Linked DNA regions of Homo sapiens: region 2 is linked to region 1. The links are chromatin contacts, found by Hi-C or POLR2A ChIA-PET in ENCODE. All regions are on one chromosome and are shown on one strand. The core of a region is the stretch at or near the end of the contact, and the rest is flanking DNA. Distances in the headings are between cores, read along the strand shown. Region 1 overlaps PTPRK (protein tyrosine phosphatase receptor type K). Region 2 overlaps PTPRK (protein tyrosine phosphatase receptor type K).

Evidence for each region. A loop is a pair of places that touch in the nucleus more often than their neighbours do. ChIA-PET counts read pairs that join two places held with the same protein, here RNA polymerase II (POLR2A). Pooled maps may share reads with other maps.
Region 2: a map of CD4-positive, alpha-beta T cell shows a loop between it and region 1 (8-fold over the local background). The contact joins two enhancer-like sites. A Hi-C loop is called at or near these places in 1 of 168 maps with a recorded cell type or tissue (CD4-positive, alpha-beta T cell) and 1 of 50 pooled maps. POLR2A ChIA-PET finds 5 or more read pairs at or near these places in 2 of 52 experiments (WTC11 and common myeloid progenitor, CD34-positive).

The regions. Positions count from the first base shown.
Region 1 is chr6:128,364,866-128,369,803 of GRCh38, reverse strand. All of the region lies in intron 2 of PTPRK (protein tyrosine phosphatase receptor type K), which reads left to right. Among named protein-coding and RNA genes, the nearest start is that of PTPRK, 150 kb to the left of the region's middle. Within about 2 kb of position 1,388, at least 2 of the 41 ENCODE cell types and tissues checked have a DNase peak (open chromatin) inside an H3K27ac peak, as active enhancers do.
Region 2 is chr6:128,410,433-128,415,067 of GRCh38, reverse strand. The region is part of intron 1 of PTPRK (protein tyrosine phosphatase receptor type K); the gene reads left to right. Among named protein-coding and RNA genes, the nearest start is that of PTPRK, 110 kb to the left of the region's middle. Within about 2 kb of position 2,192, at least 3 of the 41 ENCODE cell types and tissues checked have a DNase peak (open chromatin) inside an H3K27ac peak, as active enhancers do.

The sequences.
Region 1 (4,938 bases), core at 139-2,638:
AGCATAGCTATAAAATATTCTTCAGAAACATGGCATCCACGTCTTTGTGGCATATGCCATAAGAGCATTTACTAAAATATGAGAGAAAGGTTAAAAATTAAATGAATTTCTAAAGCTTTTTAAAAAATTGCTAAACTTTCATAATCTATTCAGCTTCTCAATACATGTGAGTTTGGAAGACAGTAATTTCTATAAATTTATTAACATTTAACCTACTAAATATAATTCTTTGAACATGGAATACAGCTAAATTTCTTTAAATATTCTTTTGTATGTCAAGAATTTAAGAATAAAGAATAGTCAGTTTTCACATGCAGTATTTTGTTTACCAGGTAGAAGCCTAACTTAAACTCCTATTTATCAGACCAGGATCTGATATATTTTGAATGTCTTATAAAATATCTATATTGTTCTTGTAAAATGTCTATCTATATTGTTCTTATATCTGAGGTTTTACCTGGGGTTCCCTGCCTTTAAACGTTATTTACATATGGAATATTTTCATTTTTCTCTTCAAAGTTAAACTGTACTTTGGAAAAGAGCTCACTCTCTATAATCATTACTGCACTTCTCAAAACTGCCACCTTTTCTTCAGGAATATAGAAGTGGGAAATGATTCTGTAAAATTTCAAGGAAAGAGTGGTGGGACAGTAATGGGGAAATAACCTCTTTCCCTTGGTAAAATGTGTAATATATCTTTTAAAGGCAGGAAACTTGACTTGTGAAGTGATGGTAGAATTTAAACTGCATGCAAAGCCAAGGCTCTTTAAAAGAACGTGAATTAAGTCAACTATGTAGTTTAGCTCTTGGGTGATTTTTTTGTTGTTATTGCTGTGTGTGTGTTTTTTTTTTTGTTTGTTTGTTTTTTGTTTTGTTTTGTTTTTTTAAATAGAGTGAAGAGTTTTATTCTTCTATAGCCTCTGAATAATGGAAAGACTTCCTGGTGCCTGAATTTTAAAGACCATTATTGTAGTCTATAATTGTATTGTACTTTGGAACTAGAGAGTACTGTAGAAACCTAGTCCAAATGCCTTACTTTACAGACATGGAAACTTAGTTGCAGAGAAGTAGCAGTACTTGCTTGGTGAAGAGCACGTAGCTACTTGGAGTTAAGGTGACAATTGTCATGGCTCACCCCTCACTCTAGGTTTTGTGGTCCTAAAGAGTTAAAGGAAAATAATTTCTGACTCAGATACTCCTCATTCCAGTTAGTAGCAATCTTGAGTTAGTAGCATTTATTTTGTGTTAAAAATAAATTGGAAGTGAGTTGACAGGAATGATAAAGTTTCATTGGGGGAAAATTAGGATTATTCAAAGGAAGCTCCAACTAGTCAGAGGAAGCAACCAGTAAAAGCAGGATCTTGGTCATTGGCCTCGTCACAGATTTGTCTGCACTTTGACGTTTTTTTTTTTTCTTTTTTAACAGAACAGTTTATTGTTAATACATCTCTCCTTTTATTGGAATTCCTCTTACATGAATGGATTTTGTTTTGTTTGTTTAAATAGAGTAAGTGTTGATCATGGCTCTATCCCTTTCTTTTCATCTTAGTTCCTCCTTCAGTTTATATTCTCTGCTCTCTGTCACCCTAAATTTATTCATTAAATTTAGTCTCTGCTTTCTGTTGTCCCTGTGTGTGAGCCTTTGCTTTTCATGTCTATATTTCAGTGAAATTGGGACCTGTTAATTTTCTGACACCTGTAGATTTAAATCCAGTGACTTACAAAACAAACTCAGCAATTTTGGAATGAGAGGACATCTGTGCATTTTGCATTATTTTTTATTGTGAACATGGGAAGGTTATGTATGCACATTAGAGAGTCAAATTTCAAAAATTAAGTACTGGATTTGCTTCATTTAATTGCTTTATAAAATTGAACTAACATTGTAAATCATTAAAGTGAGAATATTTTTTCCCGAAGGCTCTCTCAAACTCTCAAGTAGGACATTACTTTGTAATTTTTATAGTAGTTAATGGTTTCCATTTCAGTATTGCTATTATGTGCTAAGAAACCTGTGTTTGATGTAGGGACCTAGTATTAATGAGGCCCAAGTTAGTGGTTTGATTTATATATGAAATAATTTAGAAGGAGAAATGCTCTCTATCACCATACTTAATATTATCTTTTATTGTAGTATTGGCCTTGTGCCAACACTTGATTCGGAGATTAGTCAAAGGTCAGAGGTGATCATACTTGACGGTTTAGATTCTTTTGGAAGCTAAGAAAGCAAACTGTGCCAGGCCCGCCCTGAGACCACTTAAATTTAAGTGAGGGCCAGGGTATTGGTGTTTTTAAAAGTGCTGCAAGTTATGTCAGGTTGGATAATATTGGATACATTAGGTTAAGTCACTGAATTTGTCGATAGTTGGCTTTGAGCCTTCTACTACTTTGGGCCCAAGTGGGTATTCTAATGGCTGGTTTTACATACTCCTTGGATTCTAGAATCCTGTGATATTGGAAATCTCTCTTTAAGTAAATGCTGACAAACTGGTTAGAATTAAATGGGGAGGGTTTGGGATGGAGTCCTGGATAATTCAGCGTCGCCAATTGTCAGTGTTGGAAAACCAGCATGCAGAATATAGTAGAACTGCATTTAAATTAACCATACATCAACAGATATTTATTAAGGGCCTACCATATACCAGGCATGGGGTTAGAAAAGTCAACAGAGTAGTAGATTATTCTTCGCTTATGGAGTTTACATCCTTAAAGAAGGTGGCACATAGAGACCAAGGTACTATAATATAGTAGGTCCAACCCAGCTAGCTTCCCTGCAGTGCTGGGGCTGCTGAGCATCAAACGAGAAGTTTGCTTGGTGTTGGGAGCCTGTTTCTATGAAGATATCTATCTTCTAACGCTGGAGTCATCCTCTGAATCCAAAGAAGCTAATACTGTGAGAGGTAGGAGGGAAGTAACATGATGAAGGGAATAGCAGATCTGTGTTTGCAATCTGACTTGCATGCTCATTAAGTCTAAAAGCAGGCAAACTGTCACCATGATTTTAATTCACTCTCTTTTATGTTTCATGAACCCACACAGTTGGTTTTATATATGTTCAATGCACACTTGACATGCCTCCACATCCTCATTGTGTGTTATTAATACTGTAAATATGTAAGGCATTGTTGTCACAGTCTCTGGGATCATAGACTTGATTGATTTCTCAACTCTGTATCCCGAGGTGGATAAGTTACCTTAAACTTAAGAGTTTATTTACTCAGCCATAAAAATGGATACTGTGATATCCACTTTGTAGTAGTCTTTTGCATGTCTGAGATGTGTAACCCCTTTAGTCCAGTACTTGGTACAAATAGATGCTTAGTAAATGGAGATGTTTTTGTTAGTATAAGAAGAGCCACAATTTTTATTTAATACTTAAAATTGAGAAATAGGGAAATTATTAAAACTTTAACATACAACAACAGAAGAGATGTGAAACATATTTATGTACATTCTTTCATTTAGAGTTTAAAGGTTTTAATTACATCTGTTGTATTAGTTGAAACTTTCTTGAATAACTACAGTGTTTTTCCGTAAGTGATCCAAGTTTTCTATTTTGCTCTTTTCCAAAAGTATCATCTAACACCTGCATTTTAGTACCTAAGGAGCTAGTTAGAGTGGCATAGTACTCCCAAAAGTGTCTAAGGCTCGCTTCATTTTTGTGCTTACCTTGAGCTTCTTTGTGTGACCCTTTACTGACAAGTTTTCCTAATGGTAAGGGCTAGTTCATCAGGAATATTCTATGGAAAGGCTTATCTGTCTTCTACTAAAATAGTTCATTCCCTGTGACTGATCTGAACTTAGAGGAAATCTGGCTCAGTTGTCACCTAATGTTTGCAGAAAGATTCAGAGATTAATAAAACATGAGTCTGTGTTGCTTGAGACTGTGTCACAAGTATTAGATCCATAGCACTTCTGGGAGCATTTAATAAGAATAGTCAAGAATACCTTAGCATTTGGATATCAAACCTGATTAGGTTTTAAACCAGTCTTATCAGGTTTTCCTTGTTACTGATTTAACTTAAACATTGCATAAGATCATTGGCTTGGAAGCCATTCAACTCTCCAGCCAGGAGAGGTACCTGTTCTCTGTGTTCTAAAAGTACAAAGACAAGGCTGATATTGATAACAAATTACGTAACAAACTCATAAATACAGCTCAAAATGCTATCATTAGCTGAAGCTATGCACACCATGGCTGGTGGGCATTTACGATTGAGGAACTTATAGCATGTTAGTATGAATGGTCACTTGACTAGAAAAAGTAATACCACCTCCACTTCATATCAATTATAAAAGACTTCAGAAGGCATTTTATAATCTAAGTTTTTATTCTCTGGAAGTATTTTTATTTTACCACTTCATTTCTTTTCAGTTAAATATTACCTCAGCCTTTCTTTCTCTTATCTCTATTCAAATGATATCAAATCTCAAATGACATTTCAGGCACTTAAACTTTAAACTCAGAAATGACTTTTAAACTGACCAAATGACTTTGATTGTTTGTGTCTATAAAGATATGCATAAGATTGCTAGGAAAATTGAATATACAGACAGTACCCCTAACAAAAGCCTGAATTTGGCCTATGATGTTTACAAGTTTACAAGTGTTTATTCACATCTACTTTGTGTTGTATATTGTGCTAGATTCTGTAGGACACTACAGACTTCCAAGAAATCAGAAGAGGTTGAATCACAGTGCTCATTAGACATTCTTTGCCATTTTCAAAATATATCTATTCAGATATATGCAGATACAGTCTACGTTACAAACCTATTCTTAAATTTACCATGAATAATACAGAAACATAGCTTATCAAACTCATACCATAACTGGGAAAAGATGAAGTCATCGACTCTATTACAGCACTGTTTATAGCAGCACTGTTTAATAAGCTCAGATTTAGATAGACAAGATGACAGGAAAAGGAAAGTTTT
Region 2 (4,635 bases), core at 943-3,442, 44 kb before region 1:
TGTTGCTTTTATTTGAAAAGTATACAAGCTTTGGAATCGGATAACATGTTTCAGTTCACCAATTAATAGCTGTCTGACCTTGGCCAAATCAATGAACTGTTCTTTAAAGCAGTTTTCTGAGGTGTAAAATGAGAACTTTTTCATTGACCTTGTTTGTAAATATTAAATGAAATTGAATGTTTATAGTAAATAAAATGTTAACATTTTATATCAAGTGAAAAAATGGAAATTAATATTCATAAATATTAAATAATATAAAACTTAAACACTTGTAAATATTAAGTGAAAGTACCACCTACAGTCTGAACACATAATATGTGACTTAATAAAACCGTTTAGGTTACTTTATGAAGCAAGCATTTGGTTTCACATATTCTGTGTACCACACTTAGTAAAGCTTAGCAATGGCATCGTTACATTAGATCAACTGGACAGAACAATAAAAGAACAAATCTCCTCCAGAAGATAAGGTTTTACAAATAAGTAGTGGCAAGGCAATCCAACTTCTCACCTATTTGATTCATTTTTTAAAAATTTAGGTGAATGATATACAATAGCTGCTCTCTTTAAATTTTTTTCACTCTGAGGTTATTTCAGTTGTGCATACTACCAAAAAATATTTAAAAAATCAAATCGGCTGACAGAGGCAACTTGAATAATTAAACATTGCAGGGTGGTGTGCAACAGGGAAAGAACTGCCGCACTAGGAAGAAGGGGTCCCGCGATGGAGACGCTCATCATTTACTATGAGTCTGAGAAACTCAGTTAACCTTAGAGAATCTGGGGTGTGAAAGGAGGCTATGATACCTTTCCTACCTGGAGATAGGGAGCTGATTCAGGTAAAATCTTGACATTCCTTCAGGTTCTGAAACTCTAATACTAGGAGTTGGAGAAAATGTGGACTTTTTCTGTGAGTATCTATTTACTATTATAAGTATATTTAGGATGAATAGGATTGTGCCTTAGAGTTTGGGGAGTATCACAGGGAATTTGTTGCTCTACTCAGTCCTTCTTAAGGGCTGAATGAATCTACTTTTATTTTTCTCCCAGTTGTGACCCATGAGCTATCAGAATCCCAGTACTATAGTTTCTCTTTTCTTTTAGTGATTTATTAACTACTGTTAGTCTTTTTTTAATAGGGTTATTAAGGTCAATTAAATAGTAAGGAAAGAGAAAACTTAAGTAGACATTGGTTTGAGTAAGAAAAAGGCAACAGAAATAAAACCATGTTTTGAAAAGTTGGGTCAGTATAGGAAGGTAATCCTTATAAAGTGATCATTCTAGGTAGGCATCACATTTATACACCCGTGGACTTCTTACTAAACTGACCTAGATTGTGGTGACCTGTGCTTAAATGATTCTTAAAGTCATTCTCAATTCCGATTTCCAGTGGTTATGTTACATTCAATAGGGTGTAGCCTTTGGAAAGATCTAATTTCTCAAATGTGCCGTGCCATTCCATCTGAATAGTCCAGTGATTTCAAAGACACCACGGAGGAATACCATTGATATCACAGAAGTCCTGTCCTTTCTTAAGATGAAGAGTATGAAAAATATCCAAGCAGATGCAGAGAGGCCATCTGTCTTGAGACTCTAGAGGACATTCCTATACTGGGTGGAGAATTGTACTAAGTGGGCTTGGGAGTCTTTCGCAACTCCTCACATTTGATTTTTTTTTTTCATTTTAAATAAATGATCATTTAGAATAAGTAGAGCTCTGCGTTTTCCTTGAAAAGTAGGATGGAATTCATGAAAGGGACCAGCGAATGTTCTCTTATGCCCTGGTCTGTGCAGTACTCTATGCAGACAGACACTTGACAGATACCCTTGATATTTCCTTTCTCTTCCTTTGTGGGATTGCTTTGAACTCTGTAGGAGACAGTTTAGAATATAATTGCCTTGTCCTGCTTTAGGGATATGTAGGCGGGCTTAAATACAGATATTCTCAAATAGCTGGTTCTAGTAAACTAAATGCCCTTCCTGAGGAAATATATGGGTTGTAGATGCTGAAATAAACTAGGTTAAAAATATTTATTACACAAAAGAGATGCTAACTGAAAGAGGCACACATCCTTGTTCTCCCAACAGTTTCTCACTTGTAAATGGCATCTCTAAAGGGTTGTCCAAATTCCTAGTGTGGGCATGTAGAGTAGACAGCTGAGTCACAGCTGCTGAAATGAGACCATGCCTCCCTCCCGCTCGTGAAGGGAAGAAATAGGGAGAAAGGAGTGCAAGAGAATTAGTGCCAACAGCTTACTTAAAATTCACTGGCTTGAGAAGTCTATGAGATTCCTGGGCCAACCGGAAGCCATTACTCTACCACGTGGAGTGTCTGAAGCATGAAATCTGCCTTTCCTTAGAGAACTCTTATCATTGGCCATAGTTTGTACAAAAATGTATCTTCTTTCTGCAGAGATCTTTCCTGTATTGCAGGAATGCTAGTGTTCTCTGGCCTATCATATGAGGCTGCTGGCCTACCATTCTAGTTTGCATTTTCGACTTGGTGATACCTGGCCAGCATGTTGGCTTTCTCCTGAAGTTTGATGTTTCTCTTCCCCTTGCAGTACATATTTGAAAAGAAGTTTGGAACTGCCAGCTTTGCTTGGATTTGAACTATGGCTTGGTGCCTTACTAGCAATGAGACCTTGAACAAATTACTCAAGCTCTCTCTACCTTAGTTTCCTCATCAATAAAATGGGAATGATAATAATGCCCAACTTTTTAGGTTGTTGTGGGGATTAAATAAATTGTTTCATATTAATGTACCCCCCACCAAGGTGTGGGGATTAAATGAATTGTTCAGATTGCTTAGAACATTGCCTGGCTTGTCGCCACTCTGCCATCAATGGCTGCTGAATATCCTGTATTGGAAGTAGCATTGAAGATGATTGGAAAGAGATATTAATTTACCAGCAAATTAACACTCCATCTCATAGAAAGAGCACTAATAAATTAAGATCTGCTCCATATCACCATTACTAATATTGTTTTAGAATTTTTTATGGATTTAAATAATTTTACACACATACAGAGGAAAACAAACAGTATTATTTAGACATTATGAATTTATACTTAGAAGGCCCAGTAGCATCAATTGTAAAATTACTAGATTTAGATCATTAGCAAAATATTTGAGACTGCAAATTTTCAAAAAGAGGTGACTTTTCCAAATATCATCAATAAATTATAAGAAAGTATAATGTGGGAAAGGCTAGAAATAAATATAAACCAAAATATTAGCACTTACTACTTCTGGTTTTTGGGAATATATGTGATCTTTTAAATAAATTTAAAAAGCCCTATTGTTTACGTAGTATTTACTGTGTGCTGTGAACTGTGTTAAGTAATTTTTGTATTTTAAAAATAGCTATTGGCTTTACACTTCATTTGTGTTCTGACCAAATATTTTCATTAGTCCCCTTTGAGATCCATAAAGCCTTTCTGAGTTTTGTGAATGTAATGCAGCTAAAGATTATAATTGTAAAACTGCATTCCAAATGGCACGTATTGTAATTTGCTGCTACTTATATCTGCTTGAAGCTGTCAATATGTAGAGAATAGATTTGATCATTGAACTGAAGTAAAACTGCTCTCAATTTAGGAGTGAAAAATTTTAAGGCCCCACCTACTTTCTCTCTGGGAAAAGATGTTTCTGTTTTCTGTGTGTGTTTATATTTTCTCTATTTAATGTAGATAGTAATGTTGACTAGTTTACATCTGACTTTTCTTCCAGGTAACATTGAGATTTAGAAAAAGTACAATATGGCTGGCACCCTGAGTTTTTGGAGAGCTTAACTTTGTGTCCGAAATGCTTAAGAAGAGGAGTGTGTTCATTTGCTGTGGTTGTGATTATGATTATAAACTTAAGGCTGGTAGGCCGGGTGTGGTGGTTCATGCCTGTAATCCCAGTACTTTGAGAGGCTGAGGTGAGTGAATCGCATGAGCTCAGAAGTTCGAGACTAGCCTGGGCAGCATGGCAGCACCCTGTCTCTACAAAAAAATACAAAAATTAGCCAGGCGTCGTGGCATGCACCTATAGTCCCAGGTACTCAGGAGTCTGAGGCAGGAGGATCACTTGAGCTCCAGAGGTTGAGGCTGCAGTGAGCCAAGATCGTGCCACTGCACTTCAGTCTGGGCGACAGAACAAAGACCCCATCTCAAAAAGAAAATAAACAAACAAACGTAAGGCTGGTAAGGAAGTTTTGCCACTGAAGGCCCAGCCTCAGCCAAGTTAGTGATTGGGCAGGAAGTCAGCTCTCACCCTCACTTACCCTGCAGTTCCCCTCCCCTGTGACTTCTACACCAGTATTTTATAGTACTATAAAGTTTTCTTTGACTCACACAGTTCTCACTTCACCCTTGGAGATGCAGTTAATGCCGTTGAGTCAGATTCAGTAGACTTTCACTCATTATGCTGTTAGGGTCTTTAAAGAAATCACAGATACTCCAATTTAGGACTGCCTGTTGTGGAGGTTACCACAGCCCGATGCAAGGCCACATGACAAATCATTCATAGTGATTTTTAATGTTTTGGTAGAAATAATATTTCTTGAAAACATGACTATGTTATTGCCAATATCTGCCCAGCAAAAAGTAGTTTTTGTCTCTTTTACAATATGCTCAGAATATATGAAA